Regions from separate parts of the Homo sapiens genome. Here region 2 is linked to region 1. A link is an interaction called in ENCODE POLR2A ChIA-PET data of the cell type or tissue named here. Cell type or tissue: PC-9. All regions are shown on one strand. Each heading gives the region's core, and the rest is flanking DNA. Links, peaks and the distances in the headings are about the cores only. Region 1 overlaps GSAP (gamma-secretase activating protein). Region 2 overlaps PTPN12 (protein tyrosine phosphatase non-receptor type 12).

Region 1 (5,262 bases), core at 1-5,000:
TAAAAAAAAATAAATATGTTTCATCTGAATTCACAAAGACAAACCCTGCTGCAAATACTAAGTACAAATTATTCTGTACTGGACATGGCAAATCTGATTTAGTACAAATTCAGTTTTTAAAAGGACCCTCTTTCCAAATAGTGTTCTTATGTAACATTTAATTTTTATGCCTATTATTTCAATGACACACCTAGTTTTTGCTTTTCTAAGCACTGTTCCCTACATTTTTAAAGCATATTTTATTTCAGAGTGCAACAGAAACTAGCTTGTGGCCTATTAAGCTACTAGGAAGAGCATCGTTTATGCCACTGTATGCCTTCTTAGGCCATTTATCATTTCTCTACACTTGATTGCTCACTGGCTATTCAAAATTGGAATGTGATACAGCAGTTCTGTCTGAACGTGTACCAACCTGAAACTCACATGGCTAAACAATTATGGCTAAACTATTTTTGTTACCAATTTTAAATATTGTTAAAGAATTCTCAAAGGAGTAAGGTTAATGAGCAAGATTAAAATGGCAGCAGCAGATCCAATTGCGTTTTCTTTTTCATAAGCCTAAAAGCATCGCGGTGTGTTTCAGAGCTGCTTCCTCTACAAATTCTGCATCCACATTGTCATGTCCTTCAAAAGGATACAGGGCTGGAAAAAAATGGGGAGAGGGCAGGGAAAAAGGGTTACCATGGGTCCGTGAAACATTTATAACTTTGTGCTCACAGCTCATTAAAATCATAATTGTATTTTAGTAAAATGAATTTTTTAAGAATGTGTTCTTAAATTTAAACTTCAGCACCAAGAACATTTGCATCAACCAAATGGGCTTTAAACCTCTTGACTCTTTTAAAACTTCAGAGGTGATTATTTGGTAATTTACTCTAGGTAGTAAATTTGGTACTGCTAATGTAAACCAATTGCTATAAGGGTCTACTTGTATGTTAAAAGGATTTTGGAAAGAAGACAAAGAAGTGAATAGGGAAGGACTGATGTGTCAAGGGAAAAGTGGTAAGACCCTGAGAACAGGGGAGTAAATTACCTTGATTGGAGGACTCTATATCTGTCAGAATTTCAATGAAGTAGTTCAGAGGCAGAAATTCTACACTGAACGATGACTTGTTAATCATAGAATTCCGAGGCTAAAAGGGAAACCACTTCTGGTGTAAGCTGATTCTCCACAATAAGCACAATTTTAAAATAAAGTGATAAGAACTGTAATTGCTGTCCATACAGATATGTTGTCACGGGCAAACAGGATCCTAAAAACATTTAGTTGGCTGTGCTTTCAGAGAAACTCACCTGTTTCTTATAGTTCTGAAGCAGTCGCGTCACGTGGTTCCGCGAAATGATGTTAGAACTCATAGGATGATCCCAAAGTCTACAAATCTTCTGCCCAATAAGCTATTATGCAAATTGAAAAAAATGTAGCGAATACCACACACTATATTAAGTAAACACACCTTATATCTATTCATAATTTTAAAAGTATTATTCCAAAGTAGCTGGTTAGTCTCCAGGCCCTTGATGATTAAGGACCCTTGGAGAAATGCCATGTTCCTATGAAGTTTCTATGAGGGAGTAAATACTCTCTCAAACGCTACATTGAGGAAAGTGGTTTATACACTGATGTTGCCAAACCCTTTTACTGAAATGGAGTTTATCTGCTGCTCTTCAAAACCAGAGATGGGCATGCCAACTCTGATGTTTTGACCGGAAACTAAGGGGGGTACGCATGTTTATATCAACTTCTCTGCCATTGTCTTGCCTAGAAAATTTTAATTCCCTAAGAGTACTGGGGAAATAAACAAATTTGGAGACCAAATTAAATATTCAGCAATGTTTCCCAGAGAGATCTAGCTATGGAAAATATGCTTTGTTTTCTATTCTTGCCTTTGCTTCAGTAAGCCTGTGAGTGAGGGGCAAGGGCCACTACAGAGCAGGGCGATTAGGTCCAGAAAGGTAACAGACAGCCGTTCGTGAGAGGACAGTGCCAGAGGTGCAAGTGTGCAAGGCATGTACACAGCAGATGGAGCTGGCTAAGGCTCTCCAGGTCAGGAAGTTTGCAGAGTTAGAGGCTCGGAAGACCTTGCTGTGGAATTTCATATTTTCATAGTATCTCTGACTCTAAGTGTTGATATTCCCTTGTGTTTCTCATTCTTCTTTTGACCTAGGAATGTCTTCCTACCATGTCATATTTTCATAGTATCTCTCACTCTAAGTGTTGATATTCCCTCATGTTTCTCATTCTTCCTTTGACCTAGGAATGTCTTCCTACCATGGTAGAAATGCAGTAAGGGGAAATACAGGTCTAGAACCTTCTGTCCTCACCTGTATTCCAATGTATCCAAGTTAAATCTGTTTAAATGCCAAAAGCACGTTTCCCCTTCTCCCTCCCTCTCAGACTCAGATGTAAATATTAGTGTGGTTTCCTAAGAGGCAAAAATGGCTTAATGTTCTCACTGGACTGTGCCAAGGCAGTGCAGAGCCAGAGAGCAAGTGCTTTGTAGGCCAAGTGGGAAACAGCTAACAGAGGGCTGGGGACGGGTGGGATTTCTTGGAAGTGTTGAAAAGTGAAACAATTCAATTGACTTTAACCCAAAGCAAGTAAATGCTCTTTTTGCAAGAAGAAATTGAAGGAGGGTAATGCCAAAGCTTAGGGAGAAAATAAAATGTAACTCAGTATTACCGGAGGAAGCCGCACAATGATACTGAATTTCAGTTTTTCATTTTTCTCTGTATTATCCAGATCTACAAGAAAGTTAGAGATTAGCAAATGAAACAAATACCCATTTTGATACTTTAGCAAGTTAATATTAATACTTGAGTGGTTCATCTTGATAGGACATATCCCAACTGTGTATTCTCAAGCTAATCTAACAGCATTTTGGAAATTTTACTCTGACTCTCTGAATAAAAAGGGATTTTTCTATAACAGGCTGCCAGGTACAAAGCAATTTTATTGACTAACTTAAAACAGAAGGTACCTTGAGGAATGACAAATGCTTTCATATAAACAAAAATCATCTTAAAATACAATTGAATAATTTGAGTGATTATACTACAGAATTTAAAGTTCAAATTCATTTAATTGCCCCTCTCAATAATTTTCCTTGCATTTCTAGTCTAACTTTGAGATGACAGAGTTAATCAGCTGAAAATAAGCCATTTCGTGACATTTTCTTGAGAAACAAGCCTGCAGAGGTTCCTAGCCTCAAGTGCCCTCTTGCACAGAAAAGGAATCTAATAGTTGTATGTGGATTGAAAAGTCCCTTAGGACCTCGTGAAGGGCTCAGAAACCTTAAATTGGCCCAAAAGATGATTACAGGGAATGGATTGTGCTCACAGGACCAGCTGTATAATTTGTGGGGCTCAGCACAAAATGAACACGAGCAAGCCCTCGTTCAAATACTACTAAGAATTTCAAGATGTAATGCAGCATTAAACTGAGCAGGGCACTCTTCTGAGTGCAGCCAGGCTCTTGGTGACTGCACAGGTTGCACACCCAAGAAGCTAGCCTTGGTGGTGCTCAGGCTGGAACTAGCACTCTGGCAAACTCAGGGCTTCTTACCTTTCATGAGCCTTATGACAGCTGTTTCAGTGAGAAGCAACACTCCACTGTCAATGCAATGCAGCAGGTTATGCAAAGGGAGACACTGGACCCCGAGGATGGTGTGCAGAGTATGAAAACCTAGGATGAGAGATCTGGAGGGTAAACACAGTCAGCCAACATCTCCAGCAGCCCCCGGGGAATGGATTAGATCATGTTAATAAAGCACTTAGTTCAGTGCTTGGTGCCTGGAACCAACTGAATTTCTTGAAAACAAGGTCCAAGTTTCCTTCTCTGTATTATTCGTAACTAAATATCACGCTGGGTCTATAGTAAGTTTCCGGTAAGTATACATTCCTTGCTCCTTGGGTCTCTTCCTGCACAGAAACAGAGCAAGGGCCTGCTCAATGGTTTTACGGTTTGATATGTTTGTGATTCTACAGTAAGATAGCAAAAGAGTACAGAAGCATTTCAGATTTCGTATGTCCAGACTAAAAGGTTGTTGGGATGAGGACCATTTTGCTGAAGGGAAACAAATTTGGACCAGAAGGCAATAGTTTATATGGCTTATCTCTGGGTATGCCCTAGAGAAAGGCTTTTAGAGTCTACTTGGACTAAAGTATAGAAAAGAAAGAATTAAGACAATATGGCCAGATAGTAAATTTATAGGAATTCAATTGAGAGGCAGGCATTCTCAAGCCTGTCTCACGGGTAGAGCTACCCACAGAAACCCAGATCTCTAAGTATACTACTACTGACAACAGATAAAAACATCATGCATGGGAGAAGGTATCAGACCAGGAGAGAATCAAAACAGCTCTCTTGGAAGTGATGGCATTTGCGGGGAGCTTCAAAGGACAGATGCAATTCCTATCAGTGGAAATGAGTGCGGACAGTAGAAAAAGCCAGGTTTGGCATGAGCAGCCCTAGGCCAGAATCCAGCTGTATTACTCACCAGCTGCAGGCAACTAAGCCTTTCTGAGCCTCCATTTCTTCATCTCTAAATTGGAACCACCAGTACCTTTCCCACAGGGCTGCTTTGAGAACTAGAGCCAGGTCTGTGAAGAGCCTAGCATGCAATATAACAATAGCGACCCATACTGGACATGTACCAAGGCTTTCAACCTGTGTCCTGGCTCATCTGATCCTCATACAAAAGTATGGGGTGGGAATTACTAGATTCCCATTTCATAAATGGAAAAACCAAAAGCCAAGATTCACAGGAGCTAGGCAACTTGCCCAGGATCACAGAAATAATAATGTGTAAGTTGAAATTTGCATCAACTGTGTGATTGTAGGGTAGGCTTTCAACCATAATGTCACTGTTAATAACTGGCAGCTGTGTTAATAGAACATGAACAGAGGTCCGAAGATGAGAAAGCACAGGGCATATTCAGAAAATAGTAAATGATCCAGCTGGGTTGGAATCATATTAGAGGAGAGAAAGATTAAGAGGTAAGGTTGGAAAAGCTAATTTATTCAGCACATCCCTTCCACACACCTGGCAAGGGGCTAAGAGTATAAAAATGAGCAAAACAGGCACAACTGCTGCTCCCATACACCTTGCAGTCTGCTGGGGGAGGCAGACAATCAATTACAAAAAATAGACATTTTTAAAAATGTGACCAGTTCTGTGCTTATGAGTGCAGGTGACAGAGGTTGAATGCTGAATGATAGAGATTTATTAATTTGAGAGACTTTGAGGAGGTAATGAAAGTTTT
Region 2 (5,505 bases), core at 203-5,202, 240 kb after region 1:
TCCTGTAGTATTTAAGTTTCTTTAGATTCATGCAGTCAAACCTTGACAATTATCTCCTTCCTTCTGAAATCACACAAAAATCTTGTTTGCATTTGTACAGTATTGTAGGGTCTGTAGCTGGCCTATGGCAGATATAAGAAGCAAACAGTAGTTGCTCCCTAAAAGTTTTTTTTGGAGAAAGTGGAGTGTGGACTGTATTAGTCCATTTTCACACTGCTATGAAGAACTGCCCGAGACTGGGTAATTTATAAAGGAAAGAGGTTTAATTGACTCACAGTTCAGCATGGCTGGGGAGGCCTCAGGAAACTTACGATTGTGGTGGAAGGTGAAGGGGAAGCAAGGCACCTTCTTCACAAGGTGGCAGGAAGGAGAATGAACATGGGAGGAACTACCAAACATTTGTAAAACCATCAGATCTTGTGAGAACTCACTATCAGGAGAATAGCATGGGGGATTATAATTACATAGGGATTATAATTCAAGATGAGATTTGGTGGGGACACAAAGCCTAGTCATATCGTGGACCATGATAATCTCAGAGGCTTTGGGAAGTGTGCTAATATCTACATTTCCTGTAATAACTTTTATATCTAATCGGCATTTAAAAAGCTATTTTAACAACATTTGAGTGACTGTCCTGATAGGCTCTGAAGGAATGCAAAGATTTGTCTCTGTCATCCATCCATGGTCTCTGTCATCCATCCATGGTCTCTATCATTTATCCATTCATACAGAAGGTATTTATGGAGATACCTGAGTGCCCACTATGCCCTAGGTACTGTGTTTTTGAATTGACAGTTGAAAACATGGCAGTACTCTGTTCAGGAAGTTTACTAACTGAACAGACCTGTGAGAAGCAGCGGGACTTTTCCTGGGGGCAGTGGGTGGGCTTCAGGGGAATCTTTGAACCCTTTTAAATTATATATAATATTTTTTGTGTGTAAGCCCATTTTAGGGGGAAGAAAGTTCATAGCTCTTAGTTTCTCAAGGAGTTTGGGTCCCTTAGACTAGTGGAAAGATAAGGAGTTTAGGAGCTATACAGTCATTAATTTCTATCCTGGCCCTGCTGTGATTCTGAGCAGATTATCTAGAGAAGTTGGGGCTCTAATACCTACCTGGAAAGAACAAGATAATATATGTAAAGTTTCTAACATAGTATATAGAAGGTAGTCAAAGGAATTTGAGATGACATACTGCTCCAGTGGAAGTATATTCGGAATATAAGCCAGAGAGACAGGAGAGCCTAAATCTGTCTGAATAGATCATGGACAGTTTCCACAAAGATGCTACATTTGAGCTGGTTTTTGAAGGAAGAGTTTGTCAGGTGAACTAGGTGAGTAAAAGGCAACAACACTTTCAAAGACTTGGAGATAAACAGAGATAGAACTGTGGGTTTTAGATGGGAAGAACAGGGTCAGTGTGTATAAAATAAGAAAATCTTATGTACCCAAATAATAGGATTTCCAAAGGAATATCAGCTTAAATGCTATTATGAAATTGGCCTGTGTTCCTGAGTGTTTTGATGAGGAGTGTTTTGATGTTCCATTATTATGGCATAGTTGTTTGATCTTACAGTAGGACCTTTTAAAAATTGAGTCCTTGTCACATGGTAAATGTTCTTAAATCTGGTAATTTTACTTTATCTCAGGTATATAAAGTAGTACTCTCTCTGTTTACACAGTTCTTAGATGACTAGATTAGTGTTTCTCATTGGCATCTATCAGATATGTTTAAAGTGCCCTGTAGAAAGAAATTACATTTAAAAAGCCTTCAGGACTAAGGCAGCTTATTTATAATGGTGGGTCTCTTGCTTAGTTTGGATTCCTCAGCGAATTGAGTTTTCCATAAGATGACTCTGAAGAGGTTTTGAGACTGCATTTGTGACCAGAACCAACGTGAGAAAGGAAGGGAGTTCTAGGTCACATGCTACAAAACCATGAAGAATAACTTCTCTAGACACCTTCTTCCCCATTGTGTATGTTGGTTTTACTCCTGACGTCATAAACTCTTTAGTGTTAGAAGGAACATAAAAACTGTTTAGAAATTAAGGAGCTTGTTACAGGTCTTGCCATAGAAAGGTGGTGGAACTGGGTTAGACCCAAGTTAGGAAAGCAGATGCTTTTTATATGACATGATGCTGCTTAGGCCAACATTTTCAGTCTTAGGGAAAAAGTCAATAAAGCCCCACTTCCTACCCCCCTAGAGTAGAGCATAAATATCCTCAAAATTACAAAAAAAGTTTTCTGTCAGTATAGATTTTTGGTTGCAGCCTACTTCCAAAAAGTAGCTTAAGTGAAGAAAGAATTTATTGCAATGGAATACTGCCCTTGAGCAGGTTGAAGCATCAGAACCAAGAAATAGAGAGCCTGGGTGACTCCTCTCTCCATGCCAGCCTCTTTGTCTTTCTATGGTTTTCAAGTTTCCATGTCTCTGGGGCTGCTTGGATACTTCTCTTTGCTTCTCTGCACACCTGCTTTACTATTACCTCTCTCTGCATTTTGACTTTCACTGTTTTGGCCTGCATGTGCTGAATAAAGACATCCCTTATGGTAATCTAACCTGTCTCATTCACTTTTATCTCAAATTATGGAAAGAGCTCAGAATGACTAGAATTGCTACATCTTGTTTTCAATTTCCTGAAGAAAATAACCAACTTGCCAGTGAGATGGGTGTTGTATAAGGTGGTGAGCTTATTCATATGTGTATGGAAGGAAGGAACTTTTTTTAGAGAAAGGAAGGGATGGCTTGATAACTAGGCGGGCAGTCCAAAGAGTGTCTAGTAGAGAATCCTTGAAGCAAAATTGAAAAAAAATTTACTATTTTAAGGTTTCAGCTCCATATGAACTCCACCCACCTTCTTTCAGAGATGGAAAAAGCACAAAGAGTCCTTGTGACTTGAGAGAACAATTTGTTGGCTCTGGCAGAGCATTATTTCACATTTACAGTTAGACATTAAACATCAGGCAAAATTTTAAGGTTTCTGTGTAGCAAACTAAAATTAAGATTATCTATAAGCTGCTTATTTATGGTACCTAAATTTAAATTATAATTTTTCAACATTAAAATATGGAACCTTCTTGCAAGGAAATCCTGTTTTAAAGTTTGGGTTTTTGTTTGTTTGTTTTTTTTTTTTTTAAGAGATAGGGTCCTGCTTTGTCACACAGGCTGGAGTGCAGTGGTGTAATCATAGCTCACTGCAGCCCTGACCTCCTGGGCTCAAGTGATCCTCTCACCTCACTCCTGAGTAGCTAGGACTACAAGCATGTTGCCACCATGTCCTACTAATTTTTTTACCTTTTTTGTAGAGACGAGGTCTTACTATGTTGCCCAGCTGGTCTCAGACTCCTGGCCTAAAGCAATCCTTCCATCTTGGCTCCCCAAGTGCTGGGATTATAGGTGTGAGCGACTGTGCCTGGCCCTAAGGATCACTTTTATCAAAGTAGTCACTATGATTTACTCCCTGATCATATGTCAGAAATATATCACTATCTGAAAAACTAACATATTTTCTTCACAATAGGTTTTGCATTGTTAAAATTATCCTAACTATAGTTCTTTTAGTTCATGAATCATCTAAAATTTATGTGTTACTATATTCATTGTGTTTGCCTGGCTATTAGTGTGCCTGTCTTTGTGCCTGTGTGTCTGCCTGCCTGCCTTTGTGCCTCCCTTTGAAATTCTATTTGCCTACTCACCTTTCTCTACCTACTCAGTCAGTTGGTTGTCTGTGCCCAAGATTTATTAATGTGTGTTAACGTGTGGGTAGTAGAGATAGACTGGAAGGTACTTTGTAGTTTAGAAATGTCTGTAATTTACACCTAGTTGTTTGTAATTCATCTAATACGGTAAATAGATTATACAAGGGGACTTCAAAAAGCTCATGGAAAAATGGAATTAAGTAAATAAATGTTATTTATTAATAAATTTATAAATAGACTAAAATTAAAATATAAAGTTAATTTCTGAACATAAACTCCATCAGTTTACTTTTATAAGTGATGATACACCAACCATTTTGTTTATCCCTAAGAACTGAGGGTCCTAGAAATTTAACCATTTCAATGCAGTTTTTTTACATTATTAACTGAAGAGTAATGAATGCCCTTTAAAGATTTTTTTGAGATTAGGAAACAAAACGAAGGCAGAAGGAGCCAAATCAGGACTGTAAGGTGGATGCCTAATGGCTTCCCATCTGAACTCTCACAAAATTGCCCTTGTTTGATGAGAGGAATGAGCAAGAGGCATTTTTGTGGGTAGAAAAGGACTCTGGTGACGCTTTCTTGGATGTTTTTCTGCTAAAGATTTGGCTGACTTTCTCGAAACACTCTCATAATAAGCAGATGTTGTCTTTCCTTGGCCCTCCAGAAAAATCAACATGCATAATGCCTTGAGCATCCCCAGAAACTGTTGCCATGAGCTTTGCTCTTGACTGGTCCACTTTTGCCTTGACTGGACCACTGCCACCTCTTGGTAGATTGCTTTGATTGACTTTGTCTTCAGGATCATACTGGTAAAGCCATGTTTCATCTCCTATTACAGTCCTTTTAAGAAATGCTTCAGGATCTTGATCCCACTTGTTTATTTATTTATTTATTTATTATTTTTCATTTTGTTTTTGAGATGGAGTCTCGCTCTGTCACCCAGGCTGGGGTGCAGGGGCATGATCTCTGCTCACTGCAGTCTCCGCCTCCTGGGTTCAAGCGATTCTCCAGCCTCAGCCTCCCAAGTAGCTGGGATTACAGGTGTGCGCCACCACACCCAGCTAATTTTTGTATTTTTAGTATAGACAAGGTTTTGCCATGTTGTCCAGGCTGGTCTTGGACTCCTTACCTCAGGTAATCCACCCGCCTTGGCCTCCCAAAGTGCTGAGATTACAGGCATGACAGTTTAACATTTCCATTGAAAGCTCTGCTCTTGTCTGTAGCTATCTGGGTGCAATCATTTTGGCACCAACTGAGTGGCAATTTGTTCAGCTTTAATTTTTCAGTCAGAATTGTGTAAGCTGAGCAACTTAAGATGTCTGTGGTGTTGGCTATTGTTTATGCTGTTAATTGCAGGTTCTCTTCAGTTAGGGCAAGTGACAAGATGAATTTTTTTCTCAAAAATCAATGTGGATGGTCTGCTGCTACAGGTTTCTTCAACATCACGTTGTCCTTTCTTAAAAAGAGGCATCCATTTGTAAGCTGCTGATATTTGGGGCATTGTCCCCATAAACTTTGCTTCACCATTCTTCCATCCAAGCTTTGCCATAAATTTGATGTTTTGTTCTTGCTTCAGTTTTTTAGCAGAATTCATGTTGTTCTGATAGGGGCTCTTTTCAAACTGATATCTTATACTTCTTAGTGCTTCAAATGAGATCCTGTTCATCAGACATGTTATAAGAAGTTAGTATGAGTTTATTTTGGTGCAAAACAAAATTGAAATCCATGCATAGTTTTTTCCATGGTACATATTTTCCATGAACTTTCTGAAGACCCCTTGTATGAATGCCAAGGAGAAACATAG

The links. ChIA-PET counts read pairs that join two places held together with the same protein. Peaks named below come from ENCODE experiments on the same cell type or tissue, not always from the same donor. Only the 100,000 strongest peaks of a DNase experiment are listed, where the experiment ranks them.
Region 2: POLR2A ChIA-PET joins it to region 1 with 7 read pairs; 3 of 35 experiments call an interaction of 5 or more read pairs at or near these places.

Annotation. Positions count from the first base shown.
Region 1 is chr7:77,310,808-77,316,069 of GRCh38, forward strand. GSAP (gamma-secretase activating protein) reads right to left here. Exons shown (of 31, transcript NM_017439.4): 27 at 3,563-3,682; 28 at 2,681-2,742; 29 at 1,294-1,395; 30 at 1,034-1,133; 31 at 1-642. The coding sequence ends at 551. Among named protein-coding and RNA genes, the nearest start is that of CCDC146-AS1, 65 kb to the left of the region's middle. In PC-9, for the core only: no CTCF peak of the experiment used is centred there; no DNase peak of the experiment used is centred there.
Region 2 is chr7:77,546,462-77,551,966 of GRCh38, forward strand. All of the region lies in intron 1 of PTPN12 (protein tyrosine phosphatase non-receptor type 12), which reads left to right. Among named protein-coding and RNA genes, the nearest start is that of PTPN12, 12 kb to the left of the region's middle. In PC-9, for the core only: no CTCF peak of the experiment used is centred there; no DNase peak of the experiment used is centred there; H3K27ac peaks cover 303 bases.